3 separate regions of the Homo sapiens genome follow, and regions 2 and 3 are each linked to region 1. A link is an interaction called in ENCODE POLR2A ChIA-PET data of the cell type or tissue named here. Cell type or tissue: CD4-positive, alpha-beta T cell. All regions are shown on one strand. Each heading gives the region's core, and the rest is flanking DNA. Links, peaks and the distances in the headings are about the cores only. Region 1 holds the start of LOC107986759 (a long non-coding RNA gene). Region 2 overlaps AMZ1 (archaelysin family metallopeptidase 1). Region 3 overlaps GNA12 (G protein subunit alpha 12).

What was found. ChIA-PET counts read pairs that join two places held together with the same protein. Peaks named below come from ENCODE experiments on the same cell type or tissue, not always from the same donor. Only the 100,000 strongest peaks of a DNase experiment are listed, where the experiment ranks them.
Region 2: POLR2A ChIA-PET joins it to region 1 with 5 read pairs; 4 of 35 experiments call an interaction of 5 or more read pairs at or near these places.
Region 3: POLR2A ChIA-PET joins it to region 1 with 7 read pairs; 2 of 35 experiments call an interaction of 5 or more read pairs at or near these places.

What each region holds. Positions count from the first base shown.
Region 1 is chr7:2,506,045-2,511,941 of GRCh38, reverse strand. It overlaps LOC107986759 (a long non-coding RNA gene), which reads left to right and starts at 2,871. Exons shown (of 3, transcript XR_001745066.2): 1 at 2,871-3,212; 2 at 3,825-3,937; 3 at 4,318-5,897. RefSeq lists silencers at 509-558, 3,653-3,806 and enhancers at 3,452-3,979, 3,326-4,181. In CD4-positive, alpha-beta T cell, for the core only: no CTCF peak of the experiment used is centred there; DNase peaks (open chromatin) are centred at 591, 931, 2,871, 3,391 and 1 weaker place; H3K4me3 peaks cover 2,475 bases; H3K27ac peaks cover 3,671 bases.
Region 2 is chr7:2,696,193-2,701,935 of GRCh38, reverse strand. AMZ1 (archaelysin family metallopeptidase 1) reads right to left here. Exons shown (of 7, transcript NM_001384743.1): 2 at 1,181-1,702. The coding sequence starts at 1,484. Among named protein-coding and RNA genes, the nearest start is that of AMZ1, 11 kb to the right of the region's middle. RefSeq lists an enhancer at 2,475-2,554. In CD4-positive, alpha-beta T cell, for the core only: no CTCF peak of the experiment used is centred there; a DNase peak (open chromatin) is centred at 2,815; H3K4me3 peaks cover 753 bases.
Region 3 is chr7:2,797,834-2,803,730 of GRCh38, reverse strand. All of the region lies in intron 1 of GNA12 (G protein subunit alpha 12), which reads left to right. Among named protein-coding and RNA genes, the nearest start is that of GNA12, 44 kb to the left of the region's middle. In CD4-positive, alpha-beta T cell, for the core only: no CTCF peak of the experiment used is centred there; no DNase peak of the experiment used is centred there.

The sequences.
Region 1 (5,897 bases), core at 501-5,500:
AGGGCAGAGGATGCAGTGGCCGGGCGTCCAGGACAGTGAGGCTGCCCTGGATTGGAAGGATCGCACGGGGGGGTTCCGGGGGAGCCCACGGCGGGGGGCTGGGAGGAGGCTGCGGCAGGGGCAGGGGCTGGGCTGCTCAGGCTGTGGTCCAGGCCTTGGTGAGGGCAGGGATGGCAAAGCTTGGTCCCCTCCATCCCCCACCACCCCCACAGCCTCCAGGTGGTCCCAGCCTTAGGACCTGAAGACAAGGCTGGGGCTGGGGTGGAGGGAGGGGCCGCCTGGAAAGCTGTTTGCTCAGCCGGGGTTTAATCTCCAAAACAGGAAGGCCGTATTGACAGAAGCAGCAGCCGGAACTGCTGCGGGCTGCCAGGTTACACTCCCTGGTCCCTCCTCCTCTCCCCACGCTGGGGGGCTCCCCGACAGACCCTGCCCTCAAATACAGCTGCTCCCATCACCTGCCACAGCCCCCCAGGCTGCACCTCGGGGAGACGGTACCCCGCTTGCTCTGCAAGCTGCAGGGAGGCCTGGTGCCAGAGTGAGGCAGGAGGCTGGAGGGGGCTCCGGGGTCACAGGCCGGGCCGGGTGTGACTCTTGGCCTCATTTTGCAAATGAGGAAGCTGAGCCCAGAGAGGGAAGTGAGCTGGTTTGGGTCCCACAGGGTGGGGTGAGGGTGGTCTGCCTGGATGCCCCCACCCCAGGTCTCTAACACTCTTGGGAGTGGCTCTGTCCACCATCACCACTGTCCAACCCGCACAGCAACCCCCGTGCCTGGCCTCCCCGTCCCTGGGGTACCCAGGAGGTCGGACCCAGCTGGGGCTCAGCAGGGCTCAGCAGGGCTGTGGTGCCGTGAACCCTCTGGCAGCGGGCGGACATTATACATCCACCCACTGCCAGAGGAAGCTGCGGAGACGGGCAGGGTGATATGCCAGGTGGCCCCGGCAGCCTCTGAGGTCATTCTGGGCGGGCACTTCACCCAACAGCAACGTCAGGCCCCTTAAGAGCCTGGCGGTCCCTTATCTTCTCCCCGGTGGCTGACTCAGTAGGACCAGGGATCTCCGGGCAGGGCTGAGGGCCGCCCACCCCTAGGTCACCTCGGGGAGCCCACGTGCGTCTCCAGACCTCGGCCTTCCTGCATCTCAGTTCCATGCCCACTGCTTGTCCTGAGCTGGAGCTGGGTGGGAGCTGGCTCTGAGGGCTGTCCCCATATCTTAGAGATGGGGCTCGGCTCTGCCACCCTCCCTTGGCTCCCCACTGCCCAGTTGGGAGGGCTGGCTCTGCCCCTGGCGTCCTCAGGCCACCCCCTGGCCCACTCTGCCTGCCGAACCCCCCAGGCCCTGCCAGGCCCAGGATCCCCACACTCCAGCCGCCCCTCTGTGTCTGCCTGGAGTGCTCAGCGTCTCCACCCCTGTGGGAAGTCTCCTCGCTGCTCCCTCCTCCACTCTACCTGTTGTCTGTTCCTGGGTCCCGTCCAGCCCTCAGCACAGCCCGGCACCCACAGAGTACTCAGTCCAGATGCCGACGCAATGGAGCTGAGCTTCCTGGACTTGGCTCTTGCCAGAAGACTTGGAAGAAGGGACCTTGAAGAGCATCTAGGTCCAAGTCCCATTTCACAGATGGGAAGATGGAGGCCCCAGAAGGCCTCCCAGGCCCACATGGCCAGCAGCAGGTGTCTCCAGCCACCCTTGAAAGTGAACCCCTCAGGCTCACACCTCCGGGTGCCTCCCATATGCCAGGAAGTCCCAAAGTTCTGAGGCGCTGAGGCTCCAAGACTTCCCCTGGGCGGGGTCTTTGGTGGTGCCAGGGGGTGAAGGTGAACCTTCAGGCATGGCGGTCTTTTGGCCAGGCCTGCTTCTCCCTGCAACCCCTCGGAAAGCCCTGCCAGGCTGGGAAACTGAGCAAAAGCTGGACATGCCCAGGCCAAGGGGTGGGCAGCTGGCTGGCCTGCCTCAGCAGGGTGGGGCCTGGGGACCAGTCCAGGCCTGTCCCCAACAACCTGGCCTATGGCGTCTCTCTGGGTGGAGAGTCCCCTGTCCTGGCTGTGTCTCCAGCCTCAGGTGGGGTCCTAGCTGTTTCTTTCTGGTCTCAGCTGCGCCCCCCACTCCAGCCTCCACCCCACTCCCTGCAAACCGGCAGTCACTTGAGCCCTCCTCGGGGCTCTGAGCCCCCCTCGGGCAGATCTTCAGGCCTGGGGCATCCCCAGAGGCTGGGCTGTGCCCAGTGGTGGCCGCCCCTCCCTCCTGTCTCATCCCCACCTGCCATGGCTGTCACTCTATCTCAGCGACCCAGTTTTCCTCCTTGTCTCTGTTGGTGGGGCGGGCGGCCCTGGGGGGACAGTGTCCCCCTTTGTGGCGGGGCGACCGGTGGATCAGGTGTCTCTGGTGGGGCCGGCAGGCGCGTCTGCTGGCTCGGGCCAGGGGCCACGGCTTTCAGGTCTTCAATAGCTCAAGATTAGGTTCCGTCCCTGAGGGCCCCTGTTGTGTGGCCATTGTGATGGCCTGGGAAGCACAGCCTCCGGGGCCAGAGAGTGATGCGTCTCCCTACTCACGGGAGCCCTGGCCTGGGGGCTGGGGTCCCGGCCTCCTCCGGGCCGTTTGGGCACCCTGCAAGTCATGTAGAAGTGTGCACATACAGCCACAGCCAGCACAGGGTCTTGGGGAAGTGTGGACCCCGCCTGCCAGATGCTCCGCTTACTGCCTGGGCCACTGCTTGGAAAGAGGTACTGCTTCTTCACAACCCGATGAGCGGAGCACGGGCTGGATCTCAGATGTGTGCTGCCAGTCAGTGCACGACCTGCACGGATGTGCACAGCGGCCCTGACACTGCCCCGGCCCCTCCCACCTTTCTCGAGAGTTTCTTCAGCTTCGCCACTCCCCTCAGCTGCATCCTCCCACAGGCCCCCACTCAGATTGCAGGGCTGGTCCTCAGCCGCTGGCTGGCAGCTGACAAAACCACAGGCCAATCCCCGCTGGCAGGATGGGGACAGGCTGACAATTCCAGGTCCTAACTGCACGGTCTTGCATTTCCTTCTCTGAAGACTCAGGTGTGGAATGAGCGGGGCTGTGGGTGCAGCGTGGGCGAGACTCCTCTCAGCCTCCCTGGGCCTGATCAAGGTCACCGACCCCCAGCTGTAGTCCCCAAGACTGGCTCCTGATGGCTTTTGTGCCCCGCTCAGCAAAAGCCCAGCTGGGATCCTCTTGGTGGCCCAGACAGAGGTGACCACATAGTATATCGTCTTTCAAGGCTGGGAGGGAACTCTGTTAGTAATTACTCCTGGGGCATACCAGGGCTGTGGCAGGAAACGGAGTATGTCACCGACAGAGACGCAGATTCCCTGGCAGGATGCATGCCGGCCGGCACATGCCTCGGAGCGCGAGAGGGGCCTGTGATCGTGCGGTGCTTACGTGCTTCACGCGTGTGTGCGGAAGCACGGGTGAGCCCGTGGGGAGCATGGCGCGCTGCCACTCTGCACATGTGGGCTGGCCATGTGCAGGGACACGTGTGTCCCTGTGTGCACACACCCAGAGCCCGACCCGGCTGCCCCGAGATGGCTCCCTCCCCTTGTACAGCTGGAGACTCCGGAAGGAGGAGGCGGGTCGGGCTGGCCTCCTGCTTGATGGGGGTAAGACGAACAGGCCAAGGTGGGAGGCCAGGGCCAGGCCTCGCTCGGGCTGGGGCATGGCCCTAACACATGTTTTCTGCCCAGCGTAGTGGCGGCAACCTTGGACAGGAGGTTGGGCCCCATCAGGAAGGTTTTGCTTCAAGAAGTGGGGTCAGCTTCCCCAGTGTTTGCATTCATCCTAACATGTGACTGCCTCTTCCTCCAGGCAGCCTTCCGTGACTTCTGCTGTCATCCCAGTGGCCTCTGTCTCCAGAGCAGGTGGAGCAAGGAGGCTGTCTACTTGCTCCCTGGACCCAGCGGACATATTCCCAGAGACAGGTAGGGTCTGCTTAGGGGCACACAGCCAGCTCTGGCAGGATGGGGCTAGACCCCAAGGAGGGCCCCTCCCAGGTCAGGGCACTTGTGACTATGGCTGCCCTGAAATCCTCTTGGGGCTTCTTGCCGGAGGGCCACTCTGGGCCCCACTGAGCTTTGCTTTAGGAGCAGAGGGCATTTGGGCTGGGTGTGTCCTCCAAGAGCCAGGCCTGGTGACTCCTCTAGGCATGGGGCAGAGGCTGGGGGCTGAGAGGCAGCTGCTGCTGAGGCCTTTGGTAGAGGGAGGCCGGCATCGGGCAAACGGATGGGCCATTCAGGCAGGAGAATCTTCAGGGTCACCCTGGCCAGCCCCGCGCAGCCACCGAACTCTCCCTTTCCTGTAGCTGGAAATATCATTGTGATGTCGGACACTGGAGATGGGACAGGAGCCACACAGACCCAGCTTTGCCCTCCGGAACTCACAGCATCCCAGCGGCCGGCAGGGAGAGAGAGGGCCAGCAAACAACTCCGCGAGGGGGTCCCGCGATAACATGCGAGAAGTGGGTGGAGAACGCCGGGCAAGCCTGGGTAGCCGAGGAGGGACAGACAAGCAGGTGCATGGGCCGAGACATGGAGGGTACCTGGGGACACCATCCTGGGGCAGGAAACGGCAGGTGCAAAGGCCCCGGGGCCGGCTGAGCTGCTGGCTCCCTCGCTCAGGGAGCATCTGAGCAGCACCTCCCAGAAGCCAGGGCTGTGCTCGTGTGCATGGGCCAAGCTTCAGAGAGAACTCGGGGGGCTCCCAGGTCTGAGGGGGGTGGGGGCCAGGGCTGGGCAGTGCAGAGGGTGAGGGGATGTCCTTCCTTACAGAGATAGAATTCGAGGGGAAAGAAAAAGGCCCCCTGGCATCCCTGCCCAGTGCATGGGATTGTGGGGGCTGGGAGGCATCCCGTGGCTGGGCTGCAGGAGTTCCCAGCCAGACCTGGTCCCTTGGGGAATGGGGGTCTGGGAGGCCTTTGCTGTGAGCCCACCTCGACAACCCACCCGACCAGTGAGCAGAAGCCTGAGCCGGGGTTCAGGGATCCATCCGTGGAGTCGCCCCTGAGGGAGGGCTTCCCACGTGGCACCCCACTGAGCCCCTCTCCCAAGCCCTCGCCCCTCCCTCCCAGGTTCTCGAAACCTCCTGCTGTCCCCCCGAGTTAGTGTCCAGGACTGCTTTAACAAATGGCCACAGACTTGGCTGGAAACAAAATATATTCATTATCTTACAGTTTGGGAGGCCAGAAGTCGAGATCAAGGTGCCCACAGGGCTGGTTCCTCCCGAGGCCAGGAAGGGTCTCCTCTGTCCGCTCTGTCCCCAGCAGTGTCTGGCGGCTGCCCGCAAGACTTGGGTGGCTTAGGGAGACCTCACCCCAACTCTGCCTCTTTCTTCACACGGCCTTCTCTCTGAGCCTGTGTGCCCTCTCAACTCAAGATCCTTAACTTAATTACTTCTACAAAGAGCCCTTCTCCAGGCTGGGTGTGGTGGCTCATGCTTGTAATCTCAGCACTTTGGGAGGCTGAGGCAGGTGGATCACTTGAGGTCAGGAGTTCAAGACCAGCCTGGCCAACACGGTGAAACCCCGGCACTACTAAAAATACAAAAATTAGCTGGGAATGGTGCCGCATGCCTGTAGTCCCAGCTACTTGGGAGGCTGAGGCGGGAGAATTGTTTGAACCCAGGAGGCGGAGGTTGCAGTGAGCTGAGATTGAGCCACTGCACCCCAGCCTGGGTGACAAGAGTGAGACTCCATCTCAAAACAAAACAAAAAAACAAAAACAAAGAGCCCTTCTCCAAACAACGTCCCCTTCATGGGTTCTGCGGGTTAGAACTTGGACACATCATTTTGGGGGTCCTCTATTCAACCCACAACACCCCAAAATACCAGGAATCTGGGAAGTTGGGTCTTCTTTCACTGCTGAGCCAGGTCCCCTGCACTTCATC
Region 2 (5,743 bases), core at 267-5,266, 190 kb before region 1:
GCTCTGAGCCATTAGCAGGGAGGTGGAGGGAAGCGGGTAGCTCCCAAGCTGTTGGATTGGCTGCTGTGGGGTGGTGGATGCTGAGACCAACGGACACCCGCAGGATTTGGGTCCTGAGGGGCAGGAAAGGGGCTGCGTGGACCACCAGGGCTGGTGACAAGCCTGCGTGGGGCAAGGCCAGGCGAGGTCAGCCCTGTTCTGGCTTGCTGTCGAGATGCCGAAAGGCGTGGTGCGCTGGTCAGAAGCGGACACCAGCCCTTTCCTCCTCTCCGAGCCCAAGGGCCCCCGTCCCGTGTGCTGTCTCTGCCAGGCTGCTCTTGGCATGTGAGAGGCACAGAGCTGGCCCTGCCCCTCGCGCTCCCCGCACCTGCCTGGGCCGTTCCCTTCTGAGCACGGATGCCTGTTGTCTCGGCCCCCCATTCACCCTGGGTCCCCCAGACTCTGCCAGACACAGAGCTCTGAGGACAGTGACCACTCTGGGCCCTCAAGCCCCCACCCTGCTCAGCCCAGCCCCTCCCACTATAGCATCAGGATGAGCACCCCAGCCCCAGGGTCAAATAGAACTGCGTTCCAGTCCCGTCCCTACCAGTGACCAGCTCTGCCAGTCACACAGGTCAAGGGACCTCTCCCTGCTTCCATCTCCTTGCCGGCGAAATGGGCTGATCCTCATTTCAGCACCCCAAAGAGAAAGTGGTCTTTTTTTTTTTGAGACAGTCTCACTCCGTCACCCAGGCTGGAATGCAGTGGCATGATCTCAGCTCACTGCAACCTCTGTCTCCCAGGTTCAAGCGATTCTCCTGCCTCAGCCTCCTGAATAGCTGGGATTACAGGTGTGCACCACCACACCCGGCGTGATCTTTATACAGCCCGCAGCACAGTGCCTGGGATGGCTCTAGTTTCAACAGGCGTAGCCAGGACCGTGCACATCTGGATGAGGCCACACCTGCATGTGGACCAGTCCCAGAGCCTGGGCCGTCTGAGCATCGTGTCAGGATGGGGTGGGAGGAAGGAAGCCTTGGCCCAGCCAGGACCTCCCTGCCTCCACCCTGGCATCCCATACACCCAGGACCCTCTTCCCTCATTTCAGTCCTGCCTGGGGGCTATGCACAGACATCCCCCACTTGTGCTATATATAAGCTGGTCCCCCAGGAGCGTGCCGATGGCTGCAGGCGTCCCGTACCTATCGGCTGTAGGTAGATGTGCTTCCGAGCCAGGCGGGGCTTCCGGTGCTGCAGGGAGGCGTGGAAGGTCTGGAAGTCCTCGGGAGCCTCGGGTCGGCTCAGGAGCCAGTCGAAGCCCGTGCGGATGAGCAGGGTGCAGAAGAGCGTCCTCTGCGGGTTGTAGGCCTCGGCCAGGAAGAGCCGCTCGGCAGGGGAGAAGGCGGACACATACAGCTGCTGCAGGGCTGCGTCAGTGGAGACCAGAGCGTCCTTCAAGGCCCGGGGCCCGAAGCTGAACTCCTGTGCGGGTCTACACTGCAGCATGGTGGGCGGGCAGGGCCTGGCCACTCCTGGGAGCCCCTGCTGCTGTCCATGGGCCACCCGGGGGACGGCCACGGTCTCGTCCAGAATCTTCCCTCGGGCTGATCCGAGTGGCTACCGGGGGCTCCCTGCAGACAGACACTGGTCCAAGGGCCCTTAAGGCCCAGCTCTGCCTGGTCCTGGACGCTCTCAGGCATGGGCGCTTCTGGGCCCACAGCACCCTGTGGATGACACGAACAGGGGTCCCCTCACTGCCGAGCACACAGGGCCCGATGTCCCAGGCAAGGGATGGGCCGCTCCTGCCCAGGCCTGGGGAGAAGCTCTGCAGAGGACGAGGGTGTCAGAGGGAGCCCTGGCCCCTCCAGGACACAGCACTGCCACCCAGCGAGGTTGGAAGGACACATTCAACCACTTCATCTTCTCTAGCAGGTTGGGTCCCATGGGCCACCCAGGGGACGGTCACAGTCTCTTCCAGAAGCTTCCCTCATCCAGAACTGGGTATGGGGAAGTACCTCCCACTCGGCAGGGGCAGGGACATGTGTCCATGGGCCCCCACAGAAGGGCAAGGGCCCCCAAGGCCATTCTTCCATTCCCTCTTACCAGCCAACTCTGTCTAGAGGCCTTGGAGGGAAGAGAGACCTCCTCCCCTCCCTGCAGAGCTAGAAGGGCCCCTCCAGGTGGAAACCAAATGCTCCTCTCCACGGCATGATCACAAAGTGTGCATCCTCACCTGGGTCCCCCCATCGCCTGGGGTTCCTCCTTACCCAGAGCCCCCATCATCTGGGATTCCTCCTCACCCAGAGCCCCTATCACCTAGGGACCCCCCAACACCCAAGAACTCCCATCACGGCAGCTCTTCATCCCAATTACAAGCTTTCCTAGCAGGTCCCTGTGCGCCCAGCAAGCATATGTTTGGGGGGGGGCGGGGGTACGCAGCCCCAACAGCACGCAGACGTCCCCAGGACACACGTGAGGGCCCGAGATCCAGATGAAGCAGTCAGGGCAGGCGTTTGTGCCAAACCCCACCAGCTAGAAACAGGGAGAAGTGGAGAAGCAACAGCGGATTTCAACACCCAGGACGGACCAGGTAGGGAGGAGACGGTGGGGGGTGTGGAGCTGGCAGAACCGTGACAAAGCCGCCCTGCAAAACAGATGCTCTGACCGGAGCAGCAGCAGCTAGGCAACCCCACACTTAGGAACACGCCTGAGAGTCGTCACCGCACACTTGGTTCCGGGCTACATTTATGTCTCTGTTCAGAGACTGTGAGACCTGCCAGGGCGGATGGAGAGTGGGCTGGGCAGGGGAAGCCTCGCAGAACAGATAAAAGCAAAGGGGTGGTTGTGGGGAGAGGCTAGAAACGAACCAGAAACCACAGAAGGGGGATGCACAAATAATATAGCAAGGCAGGTGCAGCTAAGGACGTGTGAATAGACCCTTATGAATCAGCAGCCCTCGGACAAGCTTCCTGTAGAAAGCTGAGCTAGACACGCAAAACCCACTTGTCTGCGACCGTCAAGTTGCAAGACCTGCCAGTCCTAGCCGGAAAACCAGAAACAGCTATGTTTTTGCAGGGAGAATGAACAGCCCTATTCTCTAACTAACCCTGATTTCTTTTTTAGAGATAGGGTCTCGCTGTTTCGTCCAGGCTGGAGTGCAGTGGTGCAATCATAGCTCACTGCAGCCTCCAACTCCTGAGCTCAAGCGATCCTCCTGCTTCAGCCTCCCAAGTAGCTGGGAATACAAAGTGTGTACAATGTCCTGCTAATTTTTGTATTTTTTGTAGAGACGGGGGTCTCACTATGTTGCCCAGGCTGGTCTCAAACTCCTGGGCTCAAGCAATCCTCTCTCCTCAACCTCCCAAAGTGCGTCAGCCACTGCACACAGACCCCCCGAGCCCCAACTTCTTTTTGTTTTTTTAGATGGAGTCTTGCTGTGTCGCCCAGGCTAGAATGCAGTGTCGTGATCTGGGCTCACTGCAACCTCCACCTCCCGGGTTCAAGCAATTCTGCTGCCCCAGCCTCCCAAGTGGCTGGGATTACAGGTGCCCCCGACCATGCTAGGCTAATTTTTGTGTTCTTAGTAGAAACAGGGTTTCACCATGTTGGCCAGGCTGGTCTCAAACTCCTGACCTCAAGTGATCCGACTGCCTCTGCCTCCCAAAGTGCTGGGATTACAGGCATGAGCCACCACGCCTGTTTGGTTTTTTTGCTTGTTTTTTGTTTTGTTTTTTTTAACAGAATGGTTCTAGCTCTGTGCCCAGGCTAGAGTATAGTGGCACAATCATGGCTCACAGTAGCCTCCTGAGTAGTGGCAACATGGGCATACGTACCACGCCTGGCCCACTAACTCCAGTGTCACACATTCATCTGGAAAATACATGTATATGTGCTCATATTCCTATGTATATGTGAATACATAAATAAATTTGATATATGTAATTTATATATTTTCTTTTGGGGAAAATGTGACACAGCTGTATATACATGTGTGCACACAAATATACACAAATATATTTTTTTTCCAGAGGAACGTACTGGCTTAGAGTAGGGGAGGGGCTGGTACTGAATTTCCACTGAGATCACTGCCAGCCTGGAGCTTTCTATAACTTCTTTCTCCAAATATATTTTACAAATTTAAGATCCAACTGCATATATAATCCTGTATCTTTTTGCTTCATAAATCTTGAGCATTTTCCAAATTCTTAAACATTCTACAAAAATGCTGTTTTTGGCTGAGTGTGGTGGCTCACACCTGTAATCCCAGCACTTCAGGAGGCTGAGGCGGGTGGATCACTTGAGCACAGGAGTTCAAGACCAGCCCAGGCAACATGGCAAAATCTCATCTCTACTAAAAACACAAAAAATTAGCCGGGCATGGTGACGCGCACCTGTAGTCCCAGCAACTCAGGAGGCTGACGTGGAAGGATCACCTGAGCCCAGAAAGTCAAGGCTGCAGTGAGCCATGATCGTGCCACTGCACTCCAGCCTGGAGGAGGGAGTGAGACCCTGTCTCAAAAAAACAACAAATTTAAATTTTATTTTAAAAAATAAAAAATAGAGCCGGGCGCAGCAGCTCACGCCTGTAATCCCAGCACTTTGGGAGGCCGAGGCTGCTGGATCACCCGAGGTCAGGAGTTCGAGACCATCCTGGCTAACCCAGTGAAACCCCATCTCTACTAAAAATACAAAAATTAGCCGGGCGTGGTGACACGTGCCTGTAATCCCAGCTACTCAAGAGGCAGAAGAATCACTTGAACCCGGGAGGCAGAGGTTGCAGTGAGCCGAGATTGCGCCATTGCACTCCAGCTTGGGCATTGCAGCAAGGCTCTGTCTCAAAAATAAAAAATAAATTAAAATGCTACTTTCAACCACTGCCCAAAAACGCCGTAATGAACATCTTTGTACATAAGTCTGTGTTTCCATCTCCTCAAGATGGACTCCTAGAAGGGAAAATTCCACATGTGGATGTTTGAAGGATCGTGATTTGTATTGCAAATTGCTTTGCAGAAAGATCACACCAGTTTACAATCCCACCAGCCCTCAAGGTTTTTTGTTTTTGTTTTTTGTTTTTGAGACAGAGTCTCCCTCTACCCCAGGCTGGAGTGCAGTAGCACGATCTTTGCTCACTGCAACCTCCACTTTCTGGGTTCAAGCGATTCTCCTGCCTTAGCCTCCCAAGTAGTTGGGACTACAGGCACCCACCACCATGCCCAGCTAATTTTTGTATTTTTAGTGGAGACAGGGTTTCACCATGTTGGCCAGGTTGGTCTTGAACTCCTGACCTCAAGGTGATCTGCCCACCTCAGCCTCCCAAAGTGCTGGGATTACAGGCATGAGCCACCGTGCCCGGCCAGCCCTGGAAGTTCTAAGTCATCAGCAGCAGATAAAAATGACTATTGGCCAGGTGCGGTGGCTCACGCCTGTAATCACAGCACTTTGGGAGGCCCAGGCGGGCAGATCACGAGGTCAGGAGATCGAGACCATCCTGGCTAACATGGTGAAACCCCGTCTCTACTAAAAATACAAAAAAATTAGCCAGGCGTGGTGGCGGGCGCCTGTAGTCCCAGCTACTTGGGAGGCTGAGGCAGGAGAATGGCGTGAACCTGGGAGGCGGAGCTTGCAGTGAGCCAAGATCGCACCACTGCACTCCAGCCTGGGTGACAGAGCGAGACTCCATCTCAAAAAAAAAAAAAAAAATGACTATCAAGAGCCACAAACCGCACTGTGTTCCAGGCAGGGCTTCATTGCTTTAACCCTCAGAA
Region 3 (5,897 bases), core at 344-5,343, 290 kb before region 1:
TATGCCATTCCTAAACCCAGAGTTTTCTCTGCAGTTCCATCTCCTCTTGAGAAGCTTAGCTTGGATTTCCCACTGTCCAACTGAACTAAATTTGTTGAAAACCTACCTAAATGTCACCCCTTCTAAGCCATCCCCTCCTGTGGACCTGACTTGGGAGAACTGGTGGGTATTGTGCTTACACAACAGGGCCCTCACTGCTCTCCGTGCTCTGCAGGTTTGGTGAATTCCTGGTTTTGGATCTCTCCATCTTTTATTGAGAGCACTTGGGGTGAGAGCACTTAGGGGGCTCCTGATCACTCTCCTGCTTTAGCTGCTCCTTCCCTGCCTCCTGTCCCACCTGCCACGGGACCTGCAGGCAGCCTCAGACCTTGCCATTCTCCTTTTCCAAAGCCCTCGATCGTCCCCTTTCTCACACAGACTTCTTAGCTCTCCACAGCCTGTCTGTGAGCGAGGCCTCACCAGCGGTGGCGATTCTGGCTGTCCTCCGACGGTCCTGTCCTTCCAGTTATGGGGCTGGCCTCTGTACTCTGCATCTGAGACTGTCGCTTATCTGCTCGTGCTCTGTCTTGCTGCTACGCTTGTTTTGAAAGTTCTCCCATAGCAGGAGCCAAGTTTACCGCCTTTTGGGTTTTCCCCATTCGTTACCCACCACTTTTCATTGCCTGAGGTGAGCCCTCGGTATAGTCACTGGCAGAGCCAAGAGGGGGCTTTCTTAGAGAAATAATAGGCCTGATCCCGTACGGCAGTGCATTTGTTGCGGAAGGCAAATCCGCGGAGTTATGGTGGGGCCAGGGCTGCGCTGTGAAATGGCAGAGGCTCTGATGGCTGGTTTGACGGCTTACTGCCTCCCTTCGTCAGTTTCTCGCTGACCTTTACACTAAAAGGTATCTTGCACTTCAGTTTTCGAGAGGAACTAAGAGGCGCTGTCTTTGTTTGCTGGATTCATCAATGTAAAGAAATGCATCCTGTTTACACTTCTGGCAGCGTTTCTTTTATTTGGATGGTGGCCAAAGGCAAACAACTCAGCCGAGTGGGTTTTTAAAAAACAGAGCTTTCCAAGTCCACATGCTGTTGCCCGAGTGAACATCCAGAATCTTCAGTTTGTCTTAATGGAACTGTTTCATCTTGTAGAAAAAGGCTCATATTATCTTAAAGCATTTTATGTCTATCGTAGCTTTGGTATTTATTGTGGGAAGATTTTACTAAGGAATGACTAATCTTAAAAGATTTGGTTTGATTAGGGGCTAAACTAACATAATCTATTTTGAAATGAGATAACAGGATTTGCAGTTTTTGGTCTTCATCCAGCAAAATTGAACCCCACCCCCCACCCCCCCAAAAAAAATCTACATCCCCAGCAGAGAGGGAATCTATACTTTGACTAGAAGTTTAAGTTGCTGGATTTATAAGTTGTCTTAAAAATATGCTGTCTGAACAGTTTGAAGTGTGACATTGTATTGAGATGAAGTCATCAAACTGCTTGAGACTTTAACCGTTTATATTTGGGTAACCAAATAAAATGTATGGTTATTCAAACAATTAATACTTCAGTAATACCATTACTGAAAAAAGGATTTTTCTCTTAGCTATTAAAGAGACTTGAATGAGTTGTCGTTCTTATTTATTTTAAGTGTATGTGAGTTTTAGGATTTTCTTGGCTTTTGTGTTTTAGAAAATTGGTCTTTCATTGGAAAAGGACAGGAGTAAGAGGTTTATTATAATATGCCTCCTATACTAGTATTTTACTTTTAAGACTTTAGCAATTCTATATAACAATGGTAAAAGTGTAACTATCAGTTCTGCAAAAGTACGGTAAATACATTATTGTTACAGGCTTTAAACTCCAGAGAGAGCTTACGTCTCTCTCTAAAAAGGAAGAAAAGGGGACTCAGAATTTAGCCAAATGTCCCCAAGTAGAAAACTTCGCTGGAACTCAGATGTGGATTTTCAGAACAAAGTTGGCAGAGAGCAGTTTTTGACTAGAATAAATGTAAAAGGGCAAAAGAGAGACATCTTTTTTTTTTAATGCCTTTTTTCCTTCAAAGGAAGGGAAAATGGACTGTAACTACAAAGCTTACAAAACTACTACTTAACTGTTCAAAGCTCATCAGTAGTTTAGCCACCTTTCTTGTGTTTTGAAAAAGGGAAAGGAGGAGTCTTTTCTTGTGGTTGGGTGCAGTTCATTTGGACCAGCTCCAGCCTGCTTGGGCGGATTGTGCGGTGGGAATAGACTGCTGTTGCATGGGCCAGTTTTGCGTGTGTGTGTTTTTAAGCCAAACCTATGTTCACCCTGATAGTTGGGGAAGGCCTGGTGTGTGCAGTCCTGCAGTCTTCGTAAGTGACCTTTGGCCTTCCAAGTCCTACCTGGCCCCCTGACTTCGTCTTTGACATAAAAATGAAACTTCCTAGGGGTTATTGATTTAACTTCTGAGTGAGATTGTACTCCTTGTGAAGCTAAACTTTTCATTTGTAAAAATAGCACCTGAATAGATACCTGGTGGGTCGGACCCAATTTCTGTATTTGAGTTGGACGAGCAGGGCCTTCCCGGATAGCGGGAGGGTTGGTGACTTGATTGGGAGGGCATGGAGGCTGAAACCCCATCCAAGCCACTGTTGCCAGGCTGGGCCGCATCTGCCTGGATGATGGAGAGCGTTTTTCTGATTTGTACAAAGGCACCGAGACCCTTTGCCCGAGACCTCGCCAGAGAAATCTGTGTGCTACCTTCTCCGTGCCGAGATAGTTTTTGTTGTGCATAGTGGGGAAAAGAGGAATTGCCTTTGTTTCCTTGGGTTCTTGAACCTTTTTGGTTTTGTCCTTTTGGAAAGGCAAGAGTTTGGTGTGGTGTAGTCAAAGGAAGTGGGGAGATGAGGACCCGGAGGAGGAATCACAGTGGGGGAGCCGGGAGGAAGGAAAGTGGAGAGTTTATTCAAGTCACATTTTCCCTCTAGGTAGATTCCAGTCCACCACTGCCACTCGCTCAGATGAACCCACCCTTCGGAAAGCTCCGTCTGAGGCCCACCTCCAGTTAGGGTTTTAGCAAGCCTCCCTTCCCTACTATCTCTTTGCCTTCGGCCTCTGCTAACCCTCCCTCTCCACATCACATCGTTGGAACTTACATTGCCGTGGTCGCTAGTTAACTTTTTAAAAACTTTTTATTTTGAAATAAGTATAGGTTCACAGGAGGTTGCAAAGATAGTACAGAGAGGCAGGCAGTTTTTCCCAGTGGTTATGACAGACATAATTTCAGTATGCTGTTGAAGTCAGGAGACGGGCTTTGGGACACTGTGTGTGGTTGTGCGCCCTTTCCTCACCTGTGTAGGTTTCTGTAACCACCACCACAGTCCAGACCACAAAGATCTCCTCGTGTTGCCCCTTTCTAGTCACTTCTCCCCCTGTCTTTCCCATTACTAACCCCTGGCAACCATGAATCTCTTGTCCATCTCTGTAATCTTGTCACCTCAAGAATGTTATTAAACAGAATCGCATAGTGCGTGATCTTTTGAGACTGACTTTTCGTTTAACATAACATCCTAGAGCTTCATCCAAGTTGTTGCATTTCCGTAGTGAACTCCCATTTGTTGCTGGGTAATGGTCCATGGTATGGTGCACCACAGCTTGCTTCCAGTTTGGGGCTATGATGAACAGAGCTGCTGTGAACATTACAGGGTTTTGTGTGGACTTAGCTTTCAAATTTCTGAGATAAATACCCAAGTACAGCTGCTAGGCTGTATGGGAGTTGCATTTTTAGTAGTTATAAATCCACCCAACTGTTTTCTAGTTTGTGCCATTTGACATTCCCACTAGCAGTGTATGAGAGGTCCGGGGTCTCCGCCTCCTCACCTCCGCTTGGTGTTGCCGCTGGTTGTCTTGGTTTGGTGGTTGGTTTTTTAGCTGCTTTAACAGGTGTACAGCAGTATCTTACTGAGGTCTCGATCTGCTTTTTCCTGATGGCTGGTGATCTTGAACATCTTTTTCACTTGTGTATTTGCTGCCTATATATGTTCTCCAGTGAAATATCTCATCATGTCTTGCCCATTTTCTTTAAAAAATTTTTTTTTTCTCTTCATTTCATTCTGTGACCTGCTGAATTTTGCCCATTTTCTAACTGGATTTGTTTGCTTTTTAAACTGTTGAGTATGTATGTATGTATCTCAGGATCTTGCTCTGTCACCCAGGCTGGAGTGCAGTGGCACTGTCATAGCTCACTGTAACCTCAAACTCTTGGGCTCAAGCTATCTTCATGCCTCAGCCTCCTGAGTAGCTGGAACTATCAGCGTGTGCCACCATGCCTGCCTAATTTGTTTGATATTTTTGTAGAGACGAGGTCTCACTATGTTGCCCAGGCTGGTCTCGAACTTCTGGCCCCAAGTGATCCTCTCCCCTCAGCCTCACAAAGTGTTGGGATTACAGGCGTGAGCTACTGTGCCTGGCCTAACTGTTGAGTTTTGAATGTCCTTGTATATTCTAAATGAGTCCTTTGTCAGATATGGCAGATGTGTGGTTGGCAAATATTTTCTCCCAGTTCATAGCTTCTTTTCAGCCTCTTAAGAGGGTCTTTGGCGGAGCAAAATATTTTCGTTTTCATCAAGTTCAATTTATTGATAATTTTTCTCGTGTGAATCATGTATTTGGAGTCACATCTAAGAACTTTGAGCACACCCTACATCCTGAAGATATTCTCCTATGTTATATATAGTTCTACATTTTGATTTGATTTTGTATAAGCTGTGAGGTTTAGGTCAAGGTTCTTCCCCACCCCCTCCCCCGCTCCCCCCAATTTTCTTTACCTGTGGAAGTCCACTTCCTCCAACAGCGTTTGTTGAAAAGACCAGGCTTCCTCTTTTTAATTGCTTTTGCACTTTTACAAAAATTACCTAGCTGTATCAGGGGCTATCCCTGGGTTCTCTGTTATGTTCCATTGATCTGTGGGTCTGTCACCTCACCAATACCACACAGTCTTGATTATCATAGCTATATAATAAGTCTTAAAATCAGATAGACTGATTGTTCCCACTTTTCTTTTTCAAAGTTGCTTTAGCTAATTTAATGCTTTTTCATATAAATTTTCAAATAATCATATTTATATCTACAAAAGATCCTGCTGGGATTTTATGGAAATTGTGCTAAACCTGTTTATTAATTTAAGGATATTGGTACCGTGTTGAATCTTCTAATTCGTGACCGTGGTATATCTATTAGATTTTGAAAATTTCTTTCCTCAACATTTTGCAGTTTTCAGCACATAAGTCCTACACATATTTTGTTAGATTTATACCTGTTTCGTTTTTTTAGTGATAGTTAGTAGTAGTACATCTTTCATTTCACTTTCCACATGTTCATTGCTAGTATATAGAAAGACAATTGAATTTCGTGTGTTGACATTATATCCTGCAACTATTCTGGATTCATTTGTTTATTCTAGGAGTTTTTTTGGTAGATTACTTTGGGATTTTCAACATAGATCATCTTTTTATCTGCAAATGGGTTTAGTTGTGTGTTTTCTTTTTTTGTGTGTCTAATCTATTTGTTTTCCCCCCTGCTTTTCCTGAGCTGTGTGATCTTTTATTTCATTTTCCTACCTTGTCGCACTGGCTAGAACTTCCAGAACCATGTTGAATAGCAGTAGCAGAAGTAGGCATCTTTGTCTTTTCCTAGTGTTGGAGGGAAAGCATTCAGTCTTTCACATTAATTATGAGGTTAGCTGTATGTTTTTTTGTCAGTGTTCTTTATCAAGTTGAAGCATTTCTCTGTTCCTAGTTTGCAAAGGTTTTTTAAAATCATGAGTGGGTGGTAAGTATTTTTTTTATCCATACATTTGTCTTTCTAGCCAGACTCTGAGTTTCTGGGGGTCAGATACTGCTTCTTAAAGTTTGTTTCCCCCACAAACAAACACACT